Regions from separate parts of the Homo sapiens genome. Here region 2 is linked to region 1. Evidence: read pairs that join two places in POLR2A ChIA-PET (ENCODE). Cell type or tissue: PC-9. All regions are shown on one strand. Region 1 overlaps ICE1 (interactor of little elongation complex ELL subunit 1). Region 2 overlaps ADAMTS16 (ADAM metallopeptidase with thrombospondin type 1 motif 16).

Region 1 (4,000 bases):
AAGTCATGTCAGGAATATGTGTTATATTTTATTGTAATGTCTCTTCAGCCTCCTTCATTTAGTCTTTGTCTTTCATGTTTGTGAAAGTTTAAACAGCAGAGCCTTGCATTCCTCAGCGAACGTTTTACTACTTCTGAAGACATTTTTGATTGTCAGTGTTGGAGTCCCTAAGACCATGCTCATGTTCAGTACTCATAGGACTTAGCATATAGTTATACTCATGGCTGTGGTTTCTTACAGGGAAAGCATACAGAGTGAAGTCAGTAAAGGGAAAAGGCATATGGGGCAAAGTCTGGGGAAATCAGGCACAAGCTTCTGAGAGTGTTTCCCAGTAGAGTCACACAGCACATGCCTAATTGCTCCAGTATCGTGTTGTAACAGTACTTGTGAAGTGTTATCTGCCGGGGAATCTCATTAGGGACCTAGTGCCTGAGTTTTTTTTACTGGGGGCTGGTCTTGTAGGCACCCTCTGCCTAGCAAGCACCAAGATTCCAGACCCCCACAAGGAAAGCAGGTGTTGAGCATAAACCATACATGATGAGCCATTTTCATCAGTTTGGGGAATGATGGGAAGGAACTCTCCAGAAATCCGAGTCCTCAGGTGACAGCCAATGGCCCACCTTGCAAGCAGGTCTTGCTAAGGATCGTGTTCTCAGGCCTGCTGGGTTAATTGTTTGCTGCACACACACCTTGGAGCTTGGGGAGTGCTACAGCCAGCTGGTAGAGGCCAGGGATTCTGCCGAACATCCCGTCTTCCTTCTAGCCCAAGATGTCAGTAGTGCTGAAGTTAAGAAACTGTCTTCTCTTACATATTTACTGATTTGTTTGAGCAGACTACATATCCCATTATCATCTGTATTTATTTGTTTGCTATATTATCTATATACTTACTACCTTAGCATAACCATTTTCCTGGCTACACTGGCCATGTCTTCTGTCATGTCCTCTCAGCTGGTATGCCTGCTAGCTTGCTCCTTGCCCTGTGTGCTCAGCCAGGTGTGATTCTACTTCCCCAAGAAAGGAAGGAAGCATGGGCATCAGCATTCACAGTGACAATTCAGGAGGGTATTGTATGGATAAAGTTAAAATTGTCTGGTAGAGGGGAGAAGTAAATGGGAAACAAAAAGTCTTGAGTAAGAGAGTGGGCTGCTCTGGGAATTGTGTTAGTGAATTAGTATAGCTTAAGAAATCACCCAGAAGGCAAAGAAAAGATGGTAGTTATGAGAGAAAAGAGGAGAGAATTGAAAATAAGCCTGAACTTTCCAATAGACTATATAATAGAAGCTCTAGAAGAGGAGAGCAGGGCTGCTAAGAGAAAGCGATAATCGAGGAAACAACCCTTAGTATCTCCTGGAGAGGAAGAACACCTTGAACCTCACTTCTTCCATAGCAGCTGGACCTGTGCAGGAATGAATGTGGGTCAGAGGAGCCTGATCGCCCTTCACCCAGGCACACCCTGCTCACTTTCACAATTGCGAGGTTCATTATTTAGAGGCCTTGGTTTCAGCCAACATAAATGACATCTGAATCTGATTGGAGGAAAAAAAAATGTTTTATCAGAGTATTACAATATCTGACCACAGATAATACAGTATCTGACCAGATTTGAGCTGATATGCAGCAGGGCCTTGGGAAATAATGTTAGTCAGAGACTAGAATGCTATCGGATAACTGAGAAATCTTTTGTTTTCTCATTATACTGTTTTGTGATCTTGTTTTTTGTTTAATCACAGTTAAATATAAAAAGGCAGCTAGACAGATATACAAGAGTTGTTAAGACAACAAGTCAGCAGCCCCCAGCCCCACTCATCCCTGCTTTCCAAGACAGAACCATTTTTAATTGCTTCCACTGTGTATTTTACAATGAATTTTCCTGTTGTTAAATAGTAGACTCATTGCTGACTTTGGGAGGTGAGGATTCAGCTCTCTTACTGCCCCATACTCCACCATGCCTAAGCATATCTCTTCTTTCTCCATTTGTTCAGTATAGTTATGATTTCAGTTAGATCAGTATTTGAAGTTGACATTATTAGGACTGTTATTTGAAGCTAAGCTGTGGTGTTTTCTGCATGGTTTCTTGTTTTCCCTGATAATGATTGTATCTTTAATTCAATTTTTCATCCTGAAGATATTAGTGAGTGCTTACTGCTATGCCAGGGACTGGATTGAACACTTTATATGGTGCATCTTATTTAATCCTGATAGTATGCCAGTTATTTAAACTCTTTTTGCTTCAGTTTCTCCATCTGTAAAACTGATGAAATAGTTTCGAGGCAGGGGAGAGGTTAAATAAATTTGCCCAAGGTCACTTAGCAGAAAGTGGGGGTGGAATAGGAATGTGAATCTGACTCTGTGACTCTGGAGCCTGAGGTTTCTTCGGGGTCTCTGCCTAAGTACTTGGCAACTCAAAATGACATCTAGAAGCATGGGAAAGATGAGCTAGGGTACCAAAGAACTCAAAAGAGAATGGGAGAAAAAAGAGGAAGAATCACTTTTATTTTAGAAAAAATAATAGTTTAAATGCATGTCCAAAAATAACTGCATTCCCTTGCAAGTCTCTGCCAGTTTGGTATAAATACTCGAATGTTTTCAGTCTTTCATTTTCTTCTCCCTTCGAGCTTTGGGGCCTACTGTCATCTGGTACGCAGCAGCATTCTGAGGGCTCTCTTCACCCCCATCTCCATTCCGAAGGACCATGTTCACATCTTTCAGTACCCCCTGAGAAAGAATGTCTGGGAAGTAAGTTTGTAGAGACTTTGCAGATTTGAAAATATTTATTGTGTAGAATTTTATCTTGGAATTACTTGCCCTTTGCCATTTCGAAGGCTTGCTTTCTAGGTCTAGTTTTTCGTGTTGGTGTTGAAGTCTGAAGCCATTCTATCCCCGATTCTTTGTGTATCACTTGATGCCTTTTATTTTGCTCTTGGGATTCTGGTAGGGTCTTTGCTTTGTCTCCAGTGGTCTGAAATTTTGTGTTCTTGTTTCATGGTTTGAATCCTATTGAAGTCCATATTCCAGGCCCTTTCAATTAGAAATTTCTAGATTTGCTTCTGGGAACTTTTCTTGAATACCAGTATTTTTTTTTTAATTAGGTCTCCATCTTCGCCTTATTCTTTATGTGGAACTCTTATTGTTGGGTATGTGGGGCCTCTTGTGTTGATACCCTATTTGTTTTTATTTATTTTCCTTCTTTCTCGTGTCTGGGTTTTTATTTTCTGCATCCTTTTTTTTTAACTTTATGGTCAAATATTTTGAGTCTTTGTTAGCTATAACAGCATTATTGAAATATAATTTACATATAAAATTCTGCCTTTTATTGTATACAATTCAGTTCAATTCACAGAGTTGTGCAGACATCACCACTACATAGTCCTAAAACATTTTCATCCTCCACCTTCCCCAAAGAAACCCTATACTAGTTACTAGTCATTTCCTGTCTCTGTACTCTTCCTCCAGTCTCTGGCAGCCACTGGATTACTTTTGGCTCTGTTAAGGAAAATTCATATGAATGGACTCTAGAATACACGTGGACTTTTGTAACTGGCTTTTTTCACTTAGCATAATGTTTCAAGGTTGGTCCATGTTGTAGCATGTATCATTCGTTCATTTTCATTGTCAAATAATTCCTGTTGTATGGATATGTGACATTTTGTGAATCAGTTCATCCTTTGATGGACATTTAATTTATGTTCACTTTTTGGCTAGTTTGAAATAGTGCTGCTATAAATATCAGTGTGTAAGTTTGCCGTGGACTCTATTTTCAGTTCATACCTAGGAATGGGACTGTTGGATCGTTGGGTAACTATTTAACATTTTGAGGAACTGCAAAACTAGTTTGCTCAGCAGCTGCCCCATTTTATATTCCCACCAGCAATGTATGAGGAATGTATTCAGTTTCTCCACATCATCATCAACACTTGCTATTGTCTGTCTTTTAATTTTAGTTATTCTAGAGTGTTCATTTTTAATTTTTAAGTTTTTTCAATTTTAAGAGCTCTGA
Region 2 (4,000 bases), 270 kb before region 1:
CAGTGATTTTAGAAAATTCTTTTTAGAAACCTTTTGTTTTGCTAAATTATTTTATTGGGTAACCTGAGCATAAATAACTTCACTGCCTGCTTTGGTTTGGCTGTGTCCCCACCCAAGTCTCATCTGAATTGTGGTTACCGCATCATCTGAAGATTATACAATTTGAGCTAGCATCCTGAAAGATCATTCATAACTTTTCTAATCCCCACAGGATTCTGACATGTATGAGAGTATATGCAGTCATATATACAACTGGGGCTGGAATTTATGAATGGTCAAATTTGGTAGCCACAGCAACAGATGTTTAAGGTAATGGCCTGGGGTGTTACATGTGTAAGGGAAGTCATGTAGAATATGAGTATTGGTACAAATTATCATCCTCAGGCCCTACAGTGCAAAAGCCATGATGAGGCCATGTCTTTAGTCTGTGTCAGTGAACTTAATGGATGGTTGTTGTACTCAGTATTGCTTTCGATATTTATCTATTTGCCATCAGAAAATTTTGGTGTCTAAGGTCAACTTGCTTGAGAGTAAGGAAATGTCAGTAATAACAAACTCCACTTAAAGTCAGATGGTGTCCTAGCAGTCCTTTGGATATGTGGTGGACACCCCACAACACCATGCTTTCCTGCAGAGGCCATGTCCTGCTCCCTGACTGCAGGGCTGAGGAGAAAAACAAACACAACAAACAGAGCACAGGGTGAACAGGAACTAGCCCTTTGTGATCCATGTGGTGTATCCCAGTGTTGAGTTTGTGAATCTTACTAAACATGTCCTTTATCACACCCCACCCACACCGGCTGAGGCAGAATATTTGGGGAAGGAAGATCTTCTGAGATGATTCCCACAGACAAGAGTTCTGAGTATCATGGGTAGATATGCAGAAGGCGGCAAACTCCATAGGTAACCTTCAACCTATCAGTCCCGTTTTCAGCGCAGATACATTCAGTTCCTGTTGTATGCCCGCAGCTGGGAACCCACAAGTGAAAATATCTCTGACCTTCCATTTCGGGCTGCCCTGTGCAGTGGCAGTGTGGAGGAGGCAGGAAACAACTGGTCTCAAATCATAGCTGCCTTTAGAGTGACGTTGCTGAAAGGGAAACAAAGACTCTTGTCCACAATCTTGCTGTGTTCTGCATAAGTCAAGGGGAGCGAGTTTGGCACATGACGCCTTCCTGGCACTGGCTGCAGTCTCTCAGCTTTCTTAGTTGCCTCTGTGTTCTTTTGTAAGGAATCTAGCCCTTCAGTCAGCCTTCTGAGTCTTTGTGCTGCACTGTTAGACTGATTCTCTTCCAAGGGCACTCTCTCTGAATGACAACAGCACAATGCCCTGGGCACCAAGGAAGCACCACGGTGTGGAGGAAGTGTCTGGAGTAGGAGCCCGCCAGCCCTGGGCTCACCGTGTCCTGGTCACCCTCCAGGGCTTCAGCTTTGTTCTGTTTTCTTTTTCCTTTTTTTCTTTTTTCTTGAGACAGAGTCTCACTCTGTCACCCAGGCTGGAGTGCAGTGGCACGATCTCAGCTCACTGCAAGCTCCACCTCCCAGGTTCACACCATTCTCCTGCCTCAGCCTCCCGAGTAGCTGGGACTACAGGCGCCCGCCACCACGCCCGGCTAATTTTTTGTATTTTTAGTAGAGACGGGGTTTTGCCATGTTAGTCAGGATGGTCTCGATCTCCTGACCTCATGACCCACCCTCCTTGGCCTAGCTTTGTTCTGTTTTCTAAATGCTTTATTGAGGTATGATTTACATAACTACCCCTCACCACTTGAAGTGCACAGTTCAGTAATTTTTTAGTAAATGTGGAGTTGTGCAACCTTCTTCACAGTTCAGTCTTAGATTATTTCCAGCACCCAGAAAGCACTCACATACCCCTTAGCAGTCACTCCAGCCCCACCCCAGCCCCAGCAACCACTCCTCTGCTTCCCACCTCCAGTGCCTTTTTTGGCCATTTCATAGAAATGGAATCACACAACACTGGGTCCTCTGCTCCGGCTTCTTTTGCCAAGTATAATGTGTTTGGATTCATCCATGTTGTGTCTATCAGTACTTCCCTCCTTTCCATTGCTCAGCGGCGCCCCATCGTATCCCACTGTGTTTATCCATTCACCAGTTAATGGACATTTGGATTGACCGAGCTTCAATGTGTTATCTACACAAATGCAGCTGCTAATCCCTACCTTGCAAATCTGTTCCAAGGATTATGGATAATATAATAATATGGTATAAAATACCTGGGACAGAGGCAGAGGTGTAGTAGGTGGTTAATAAGTGAATGCTATCCATGTTGGTATGACTAAGAGAAGAACTATTAATATTGTGTAACTTTCCTGGAAGCTGAACCCTAAAGAGCATCGTTGTGAGAGACTGGATATCAACAGCAAAACCGGTAGGAGAAGTACCACTAGTGTCAGAATTAAATAGAGAAAACAGCTGATTCATGAGCTAAGTGCCAACTTGATGAGCTCAGCATAGAATTTGCCTCAGGCTGGCAGCCTGCTGTGGCCAGAGGGAATGGAGCCATGGGGCCGCACACTGGGATGGAGTGAGTGTGAGTGCAAAAACATGGGTGAGTTCAGCAATGGCTTATAGGTCCAGGTGACAACCCCTCATGACCCATGGGCTCTGATGAGAAACACATGTGCGTGCCTGGCTTTCTCTCACCCCGCCTGCCAGTGTGGCCGCCTCCTCTGCCCTTACTCAGGCAATAGCTATCCTGAATCATCTGCGACTCCCTCGCACTGTCCTTAGCCTTTCGGTCATTTTCAACAGCACAGAGTCCTGCACCCACTTTATCTCCTGTCTTCCACAGGTCCCCATGCACTGCCTTTATTCTTTAAAAATATGTCCTGTAAACTTGATTGATAACTCTAAAATATCTCTTTTTTTGCCATCTTTGAAGTTTATTTAATCTACAGTCATCCTGTGAAATAGTTATGGATTTATCCTCTAATTGGGAACATGGAAACTGGGTATCTGGACATACAGTTACTCTCTCCCCCTGCCCCACTCACCATCACACACACACACACACACAAACACACATACATACACACACACACACATGCACACACACGGAGCTCATGCCCTGAAGACAGGCAGAGTCAGAACTTGCACCAGCTCTCTGACCTCAGAAGCCACCACTGGCTATCCGATGACCACTGTGTGTGCTACAGACCTGGGTCTAATATGAGCTGCACCTTTAAGAGCAACATGGCATGGCTGGAGGGTCTTGAGCTCCCAGAGAGCCTGGGGGAAACCAACACTGGCCAGGGGGTGCAGGCTCCTGGGAAGGCTTCCTGCGGGAGTCCTGGGCTGTATTCCCAGAGACAACGCTGCAAAGTTGTCAGTAGAGGGTGATCTGGTTTATAAATCAGTAGAGAAAAAAATTATAAGGGATTCCAGAGTGATAGTAGCCAGATGACAAGTGTAGCTCTCTGAGGAAGAAGATGGCAATGTCTCAGATAGCACAGAAAATCCCAAAACTTTGAGCTGTCCCTTCCATAGGATGAGCTAAAAGATAATTTCCAAGACAGTGTTTCCAGTTGGAAAATAAGGCCCTGCTGAACTATTATTATTAATTGGTGAAAGTATCATATGTGAATATTTTGCAAAGAACACACATGTCAGTGGCTGCCACGTGGAACTGCAGGTCCTTACAGCATCTCTTCCCTCCGCTGGGCCCACGGCCTTCCCTCCTGTATGCTCACAGCCAGCTGCTCGCTTCATCAAAGCCGTCACTGAAATAATAACCCTATTTAATGATGACCCTACCTGATGACCCTATGTAAAAGTCAAACCCTTTTTCCTGCACTCTGACATCTGTTTTCATCCAGAATTGTTTATTTCTCTTCTTCTTTTTTTGTACTGCTCATTACCTGTTAACTTCTTATGCTTCACATTTTATGATGACTACTGTTGATTATCAGTTCCCCCACCCACATTGGAACCTAAGCTTCATGAGGATGAGGATATTTGCATAGTTTATCCATTGTTGTGT

What was found. Peaks named below come from ENCODE experiments on the same cell type or tissue, not always from the same donor. Only the 100,000 strongest peaks of a DNase experiment are listed, where the experiment ranks them.
Region 2: POLR2A ChIA-PET joins it to region 1 with 7 read pairs; 4 of 35 experiments call an interaction of 5 or more read pairs at or near these places.

What each region holds. Positions count from the first base shown.
Region 1 is chr5:5,428,761-5,432,760 of GRCh38, forward strand. The region is part of intron 1 of ICE1 (interactor of little elongation complex ELL subunit 1); the gene reads left to right. Among named protein-coding and RNA genes, the nearest start is that of ICE1, 8.1 kb to the left of the region's middle. In PC-9, no CTCF peak of the experiment used is centred here; no DNase peak of the experiment used is centred here.
Region 2 is chr5:5,163,227-5,167,226 of GRCh38, forward strand. The region is part of intron 3 of ADAMTS16 (ADAM metallopeptidase with thrombospondin type 1 motif 16); the gene reads left to right. All of the region lies in intron 1 of ADAMTS16-AS1 (ADAMTS16 antisense RNA 1), which reads right to left. Among named protein-coding and RNA genes, the nearest start is that of ADAMTS16-AS1, 11 kb to the right of the region's middle. In PC-9, no CTCF peak of the experiment used is centred here; a DNase peak (open chromatin) is centred at 2,435.